Linked DNA regions of Mus musculus: region 2 is linked to region 1. Evidence: chromatin contacts called from ENCODE Hi-C or POLR2A ChIA-PET data. All regions are on one chromosome and are shown on one strand. Each heading gives the region's core, a stretch centred on a gene start or an enhancer-like site at or near the end of the contact. The rest is flanking DNA. Distances are from core to core; before and after follow the strand shown.

Region 1 (4,529 bases), core at 1,207-3,706:
ATGTCACGGAGCTGACAGGCAAAGCCTGTCATGAATGGGATTTCATGAAACTTCATCCCAGGTTCTAAGCTTAGTTGAACTACACAGGCCAAACTGAACGCATGTAGCCGGATTCCATCCATTGCCTCCTGAAGGGACGCCTCTGGTGGATGGGTCCTTTTATACCCCTGCAGAGGCAGCTCTCTCATCAGCACCCTAAAGGATTTATTTTGACAATGGCTTATTGAGCACTAAACATATGCCAGGAAGCATTTGGGGAAGGAGGCCCTTCCTCTCCTGGGCCCTAGGGCTCCTGCTCCAATGGGTTTCAGGTTTGGCATAGGAAAGCATCTCAATTGTCCTTCCTTCCCTTTCTCTCCCAAATCTGTCCCCTGGACAAGGATCTGGCTAATATGCTTTGAAGAGTCCCAAGGGGCTTCTCTGAGGAGGTGGAGTCAGTTAATAACTAATGAGAATACGAACCTACCCCTGGAATATATGCTAGGCAAACCTCTGCATGCAGTTACTAGGAGATGAAGTCAATTTTGTGGTTACTAAGCCATGATTAAAATGAAGCAGGGTGACATGTCGGGAAGGTGGTTCCTTTGTTATGTGAAACTTTTCTTTCAGTCTCTCACATGTATGCTTCTCATACATCCGTATCTTTCAAAAGAAACATAGAAATATAGAAAAAGGTCAAGAGAAAAATCGCACCTAATGCTCATGGCTGTTAAGGGAATTAGCAACACTAATCAGGGTTGAGCCTGCATTATTTCTGAAGTCCTGCAGAATGGGCATTAGGATTGTGACCTAGGCCGCTTTCTGCAGCCATCATAGGCCTCCTAGGACAGACAACAGCACACAGCCACCTGGCCAGCTGAGCTGTGTCATCAGCTAATGACTGGCGTAAGCAAATGACTTTATTTCTCTTGTTTCGGCTTCACGGAGATACCTGAGTTAGGCTCAACAGTGGTGCTCAAGCCTCCAAAGCTTGAGACAGCCCCTAAATGATGTCCATCCTCAGCCCGATTTGCCTCACGTTCTGTCGGCAGCCTCAAACAGGCTTGTACGATGGGCCCCTGTGAGAATTTGCTGGATTTATGTGTGCTGTCATTGCATTTTACGTGAAGCGAGGCCTATATCCACTACTGAGAAAAATAACTCTTATAAGTCACTTTCCTCACAAAATTGAGATATGGAGAAGCCTAGAGAAGGGCAAGCTTGTCAAGACCAGCAGAACAGCACAGCCAGGCAGAACTTTCCAGTCTGCTTGGCCCTGCCTCGAGGCATAGTCTGCACTTTATCAGGGAGACTGGAGGACTGCCACTCCTGAATCCATGGCAACTGCCCCAGAAGTAGTTTAAAAAAAAAAAAAAACTAAACTGAAAATATATCGGTAGGAGCTGCTAACGACCAGACACTGTGCAGGGAATGAGCTGTGAACAAGAGGGACATGGCCCTGTTAGCCTTTTAACTAACTGCAGCATATGCCACACACCTCTGCCCAAGGTGACGTGTGTCCTGGCACTTCGGCTTTGCTCGCCTTCTGTCCGTCCGTATAATGGGCAGGTGTCATCGGTTTGGCTAACATGGATGCTCTGAGACTTTGGCCTTCCTGGCGCCTGATTCCAAACACAGGTGTTAATGGAGCTGAGATTGCTCTCAAGTGTGTTTTTGGTTTTTGTTTTGTTTTTAATTTTGTTTTCGTTTCAGGGCTAGAGTCCTGTTGCATTTGCAGTCAGTTAAAACATATAAATCTGTAGACCAGGCTGGCCTCGAACTCAGAAATCCACCTGCCTCTGCCTCCCGAGTGCTGGGATTAAAGGAGTGCGCCACCATGCCCGGCTAGGGCTACACAGAGAAACCCTGTCTCGAAAAACCAAAAAAAAAAAAAAATATATATATATATATCTGAATGCAGATGGTGCACATGCATGCATACAGGTCCAAACCCCACACATAAAGTGTGTCTTAAACACAAAACAGACAAACAAACAAACAAAACCACCAAACTCTTCCTTTTTTTGGTCTTCACTTGAGCCATGTTGAAAATATTCAGTACGTCCATGCTTTTTTTTGTTGTTGTTTGTTTGTTTGTTTAGACAAAATCTCAGGATAGTCTATTACATTTATCCCAAAGCAAGGTAAACCTTTCTATTACCATTTCATCCATCTTTGCAGTTCACTTGATTGCCAATCACAATATCAGCATCCCTTCTAGCTTTGAGAGGGTAACAGGTTAAGAAGCCTACCTTAAGAGATGGGGTAGGGAATTGCCTATGACCCAGCATCCAGGAGGCTGAGACAGGGAGATCTTGAAGAATGGCCTGTGTTATGTAAGGCCCTGTCTCAGAAAGAACAAAAGGGTGGGGCACTGTCTTCTTCCTCTCTCTCGGGCTTTGCTGGTACAAGAACTGAGTGTTTTGCTCTTAGGATTGCTGTTGCATCCCAGTGGGGAAGGAGCTGGCGATTTGCCTGGCCTTCAAACCCTGCCTACTACAGTCTTACTGCCAAGTCACGCAGCCCAGCTGAGCTCCATCAGAGAAATGGGCACTGATGCCTGAAGTTAACACTGTTCTCAGCATCGCTCATGGTCCTGCCCTTCTTTTAGGAATCTGCACACTAATAGGGAAAGCATCAATCCACTGGAGTTGCTCCATAATTTATAGTGATGTTGTGGTTTCTCAAACCACCTCTGTAATTGCCATTTGCCCGAAAATCAGCAGCAGAGATCTTATCCAGGGCTATGGGGCCTGCTTGTTTTCTTTAGCCTGGATATCATCAGTCTACATGTTTATATATTTTATTCAGAAGATTAAAGTATGGCTTAAAGGAATATTTAAACATTTTTTTAATTTAGAGAGTAGTCACTTATGTGAAATAATGTAATTTCTCTATTTTGAAAAAGAGAAAAACACAGATCTGTATGTCCAGATGATGTAACTTCCACATAAGGAATCCTTAATGTCTTCTGCAGGTCTCCCGGGGGGTCTCATGAATGGTTGAGGTGACCCATTGCCTGAAGGCCAGCCAGCAGTGGGAGCGCTAGCATTAAAACTGTCTGTTGGTCACAGTCTGCCCTCCAGGGAAACAGCAGGTGCTTTGGAGCTTAGTCTCTCAACAACTGCACCATGTCTTTAAGTTTCAGATGTGGTTTTAAAGGACATGGGTCCATGAACCTAACATTTCTGCCACTGTGACTGTGACGTGTTCACATTAGAGGCAAGCTCGCCCTGCTCCCCTTGGGCTGTAGCCATTTCTGTCTTTATGAGACCTTACCCCCTAAGACAATAAAAAAGTAAGTATATGATAGTTAATGAAGGTGAACATGGAGATGTTATTTATTCAAATATTTCATTCACCTAATGTCCACTTTTCCCCCTCTAATTATGAAGATAAAAAATAACTTTTTCTTATTCTCCCCAAAATATTATGAGCTCTCAGTGCTGTCCCGTCCTGCCTATGGGTAAGACAACTCTGATTAGAAGTCTTTATTTTTCCTTTTACAGGTTTTTTTTTTTTTTAGATTTTACTTATGAATTATAATGTCCATGTTTTTAATAAAAACAAACAAACAAACAAACAAAAAACAACCAATTCCTTACCCCAGAGAGCAGCTATGCTCACCCAGGAAGCAGCTGCACATTTGATGGGAATGAGTCAGGTTGTCAGATCTATAGCAGTTCATTTTTCTGAATAAGAAATATATATTTTTTTACATTGGCAAACAAAACAAAACAGCAACAGCAGCAACAACAACAACAAAAACCAACCCAAAAATGAATGTCATTTGCCTACCCCGTTCAGTCTGCCTGCCTGGCCCCAAGCAGCTGTAGTTCTTGCCAAATGGCTAAGCACAAACGCCTGACTCAGCATTTTCTTGCTCGCTGCTTCCAGCATCATGTAGTGATTACGACTCGTCAGTTCTCCCGACTCACTGTCTCCCCACAGCCCCCCATCCTCCCCCACTCCTTGTCTAGAGCGATATAAAGGCGTGCACATCTACTCCAGCACCCGATGCTAAGTTGCTGCAAGACCAGCTGCTACTTCCCATTCATCCAGCTTCTCATGGCTTCCCCGTACAAACCCTGCATGTAAATATAGAGGAATCCAAGCTATACTGAGAAGGGAAAGGAAAAGAATCCCCACAAAGTATTGTCATCATTCAGGGAACATCTGTCCATGCATGGAGATGATGGATGGATAGATGGATGGATGGATGGATGGATGGATGGATGGGCAGGCAGATGGACAGACAGACAGAAGGACAGATGGACAGAAGGATGGACAGACAGATGGGTGGGTGGATGGATGGGTGGGTGGACAGACAGACAGGCAAAGTGAGATGGGGTGTTTTTAATAGAAGAGCAGTCAACAGCTTTATTACAGAGCTTTATGGGAACTGTAGTTCAACTACAGCCAACAAGAGATGTAGTTATAAACTAGGAGATGGTCTAGAAAAGCCGATATGTATTGTACTATTTTGAAAGTTTGAAAATGATTACTTAATTTTCTCAAACTCACCCACTGTCTTAGTTAGGGTTACTATG
Region 2 (4,529 bases), core at 1,130-3,629, 72 kb before region 1:
CAGACCCATCTCTTAAGCTGTCCCATCCATTTTGTTGGAAAATTTACTGAAATCCATTTTCCTTAAAACTATTTACTTAAAGTATGGGAGCTTTATCTGGTATTTCCCACGATTTCAGGGTCTTGTTGGAAGTATTGTGCTCCAGCAAATACTCAGAGCACACTCACGACAGAGTTTTCTCATTATGCTGAAAACAGCAATTTGTGTTTTTAAGCTCTTCCTGTCTGGTTTTCATTGTTTGCCCCCGGCCTGCCCTAGCCAGACAGGCTATTGTTTTTTTCTGTGCTGCCTTCATGGCTACTGAAAGAGATCCCAGACTCCCAAAATACAGTTTCTCTGATCATTTGGGGGGGAAAAAAAGTAAATGGCTTACTTTATCAGGTTTGCTTAATAAAGAAAAATAGGAAAATAAATAAAAAGCAATAAATACACAGGGCTTAGTATATAGGTTTTGTGATACCCATGAGCCTCCTCTCCCAGCTCGTCCAGCTCTGCTTCTTTTTTTTTCTGGAAAGTCAGGCTCCTCAGATACAGGTTTCTGGATAAGTGAGCTTAGTGTAACTTTTCCTTTGTTGATTTTGAAAGTAGTTAGGCACACCTGATTAAAGCGTGCTCGTTTTAGCCCAGTTCTCAGAAAGCTCCAGCAGTGTTGGGGCGCTGTCTGCCCAGCTGCCTCTGTAAAAGAATGGCGAGGAGGAGGAGGAGGAGAAAAGGGGGGGGGAGATGCCAGGGAACATCAGTGTCTGGGAGGGGTGCTGGACGATTCCTCTGGCTGTCAGAGGGCCATGGAGCAATTGAGGTGGCTATTGTCGTCCTATGTATGGGACAGTGATGGGCCTGTAGGAGGAAAGAAGAGGAAGTGTGGGTAGGGAAGCAGCCGGACTTAGCCTGCATTGGAGACAATCACAGGGCAGGCGTTAGACCGGAGACTTCACGGTACATTAATGATTGGAGTTCATACCCCACCCGTTTTTGCTAAGGACTGAAGTTTATTAGTTCTCTCCTGGCTACTGGTGTGACTGTGGCAGACTCACTTCAAAAGGTGCATTGACTGTTATTACAATTAAAACTAGTCACCACCCCACCAGGCAGAAAACCAAGATATTTTGAGATTAAAGTCTACATGTGCTTAGCAGTGAGCTGAGATATCCCATCATTACTGGGATGAGATCCCCATCATTACTGTATTTCTCAAACAGATAACCCTGGGGGTGGTTTTAGAAACTTATCGATTTTATGGGAAGAAAAACAACAACAACAACAACAACAACAACAACAACAACAAAAAACCCCACCACATATCTCCAAATCAATAACTAAATATTTCTCATAGGACATCAAGAAATAGAAATTAACTCATTTCTGTTATTTAAATTATTAGTGGCTCCTTATAGGCCACTACAGCTTTGGGTAAAATGAGCTTGTCTCTGTAGTCAAGAGTAGTAAATGCAGTGGGTGTTTTCACAGATGGCATTTTGCACATGCTCTGATTTGCTGCAAGCCTAATTTATAGGAGTATTTGGCCATTTATTTTAGATTTTCTGCAGCTTGATCTGCCAGTTAGATGGACTCATACGCAAAGACCTCAAGCCAGCGGTGCCCTAGACAGCTTTGATCCTTTTTCTTTTTTTTCCTGCAGGAAAGGAAAAGCATGGGACCTTGGGAGTGGATCAGTCATCCAAATTCAGATAGGTGCTGTTGTCTGTTGTGATTCTGTTGGGCTCTGTTCTTCTGAGAGATCCTCAGAGGTTTCCAGGAACTCAGGGGCTAAGAAATATCTTACCGAGAATTTGAAAATATCTCGGCATTTAATTTTGTGTGAGTGTAGAGTGTTTTATGACTCTTTAAGTTTTGAGGACCAGCAAAATAGAGAAGGGTATTGTGTTACATAGTGTGCTAGTTACAAATGTTTGCTTTTATTGCACATGATGTAACCAGAGTGGAAAAAAACCACAGCAGTAATAATCGTTGATATAATCTTGGCTTGAAGGTAGGGGGAACACGGGGGGCAAGGGAACAGCACAAGAGAGAAAAATATCTGTTACCAATTACAGCAAAGTTACTACATAGTTAAAAAGAAGTTGTACATATGAATAAGAATAGGATGCTCTGCTAACTCAATCAAAAGGGAACCGCTCGTTTTCCTTAGGTACTTGATGAGGGAGAATTCTTCCTGCACGATTTGCTTGAAGAGTGGATTATTTTGCTTTGTGAACCTCTTCAGTCCGGTCCTTACAGAATACCATTTGGCTAATTTGAAACGGTTCCAGTTCTGGGCTTGGTTGAACACTGCCAGCCAAAAGCCTGCCTGTCGTCTTCCATTCGCATGCCTTCCTGCCCTCGGTGCCCCCAACCCCTATCCTGCACCCAAGGAAAGAACCTGATAACCATGGTTCTCTGCCTTAGGAAGCTGTGGCTCCTTCAAGGTGCCCCCCTCCGTCAGCTCCCAGAAAGGCAAGCAGCAGGAAAGCAGGCAGCTCAATCCAACCGGGATCAGCAGATGCTGCCAAAGTGGGAAGCAACAAAGGCAGTCCGTGGATTTCCAGGAACGGGAATTATTGGAAGTCTGCTCTTTACAAAATAAACTGTGATTGGGAGCCGAGCACCCTCGCAGTCCCTTCCTTCTGCTGCGGGAGTGTGGCAAACAGGGTATTGTTTGGCTTGTCAAGGTCAGCCCGGCTAATTGTAGATACAGTGGACAAATAGCTCTCTTCCAGAGAAGTGGTGAATACCAGTCGTTTGTCATTCGGGGCCCCAGCATAAGCAGTGCAGGAAAGTATTGGTAGCATTGTTCAATCAAGTAGGAAGAGGAAAAGGAAGGAATAGAAGTGCAAAAACGTAGGCCAAATGGAGTGAGAGTCAAGAGAAACCATTGCCCTGGTGCTATGGCTGGGTAACCATCTCCCAAAGCCTCTCCCAACCCCCACCCCACATTTGGTCAGCAGCTTGCAGTTCTGTTGGGAGGTTCTATTGAGAGGCTCTATTGGGAGGCAATAGAACCTTTAAGAGGAGTGGCCTAGTGGAGGAAGTTGAATGCATGGGGGTAGGCCCTGGGAGAGGATACCGGATCCCTAGCCCCTTTCTCTTTGTTTCTTGGCTGCCAGGAGGTAAGAGGTTCCCTTGGCCACACTTCTTTTCCATGGTGTGCCGCCTTGACATAGGCGCAAAGCGACCGGGCCAACTAATCATGCGTGAAACCTCCCTTCAAATGGTGACCCAAATAAAACCATAATGTTACTGTCTCAGGTGTCTGTCACAGCAATCCGAAGCTCCTAGCTTGATAAACAGGTCTAACCCAGTGGTTCTCAGCCTTCCTGATACTGCGGCCCTTGAATAATACAGTTTCTCATGCTGTGGTGACTCCAGCCATTCTGTGGGGAACTGGGAATAAAATGGCCAACAGTGTAGACATGCCCACCACCTCTGGGGAGCTTCCATGCTACAGAGAGCTACAGCCCAAGAAGAGCGCTGCGAAGGAAACAGCTGGCAGTAAACGAGCGAGTCACCTACCCATGCCTCAGGAAGACTCCCTGAACACAAACAGTTGAGGAATTACCTGAGGGATGAGAAGAAGAGCAAGAGAGCTCCAGCCAGAGGCAGCAGCACGGGTCCAAGCTCTGAGGGGCAGTGGGCTGCGCCATGGCACTACACCAGTCAGGGAATGAGTATGCAAGGAGCCTAGAACCTTCAACATGCTGGGTTCTACCCTAGCTCTACTGAGTGTCACTGAAAGGGACAGTAGTGCTGAATTATTGCTTTCAAAAGTTCAGTCTGCTGGATCTCTGTCAAATACATATTAGAATAGAAGTATGGAGATCATATCATCATCATCTCTATATCTATATATAAAATGGAGAAGGTGTTATGAACAAAGTGATGATGTATCTGATCTTTTAGAAATGATTGGAATTCTGACAAGCAGATTTGGAGAAAATAAGATCTCTAGAGAGGGTGCAGGGTGACCAAGTGTGGGGCTGAGCGACAGGAGGCAAGTTTGCACGTGGGCCAGCATGAAGCAGCAGTGGGGACAGCAGCTGTGAGCAAGGAAGATGCTGGTCCCTGCCCAGCTATGAGTGCTCTTAAAGGCCAGGCCACACCTACAGGGGCTGCTTTAAATTTTTAATGTAAAATTAAATCCGAGGGACTGCTTTAAAAATTTATCTCGGCACATCTCAGTTACCACGAGAGAGTTCCGGTGTGTGTGTTTGTGCCGATTTAAAACCATCTAGATCCATAGTGAAATTGTGACTTTCAACAAGACGCCTCGGCATCAGGATCTTCATATAATTTGCCCCACTCTGTGGTCTATAGAATTTCACATCTACTGTCATAATGTGCTGAGCCAAGTCGGTCATGGTGGCATCTGAGGCAGGAGAATGGCTATGAGTTCAAGGCTGGCTGTGCTATAGTAGAAAATCCTGTCACAAACAAACAAACAAACAAACTCAGCAACAGCAGAAGAAAAACAGGCCAAGCCAGGACATGGATGCAATGGGGCTTCTGCGCCAGGAACTTAAACTTGAAGGTTT

What was found. A loop is a pair of places that touch in the nucleus more often than their neighbours do. ChIA-PET counts read pairs that join two places held with the same protein, here RNA polymerase II (POLR2A).
Region 2: a loop to region 1 is called in a map of v-Abl transformed pro-B cells, with 2.4 times the contacts of the local background. The contact joins two enhancer-like sites. A Hi-C loop is called at or near these places in 3 of 37 maps with a recorded cell type or tissue (regulatory T cell and v-Abl transformed pro-B cells). POLR2A ChIA-PET finds 5 or more read pairs at or near these places in 1 of 5 experiments (embryonic stem cell).

The regions. Positions count from the first base shown.
Region 1 is chr10:95,181,154-95,185,682 of GRCm38, reverse strand. All of the region lies in intron 2 of Cradd (CASP2 and RIPK1 domain containing adaptor with death domain), which reads left to right. Among named protein-coding and RNA genes, the nearest start is that of Gm29684, 38 kb to the right of the region's middle. Within about 2 kb of position 2,456, at least 3 of the 3 ENCODE cell types and tissues checked have a DNase peak (open chromatin) inside an H3K27ac peak, as active enhancers do.
Region 2 is chr10:95,252,657-95,257,185 of GRCm38, reverse strand. All of the region lies in intron 2 of Cradd (CASP2 and RIPK1 domain containing adaptor with death domain), which reads left to right. Among named protein-coding and RNA genes, the nearest start is that of Cradd, 69 kb to the left of the region's middle. Within about 2 kb of position 2,379, at least 2 of the 3 ENCODE cell types and tissues checked have a DNase peak (open chromatin) inside an H3K27ac peak, as active enhancers do.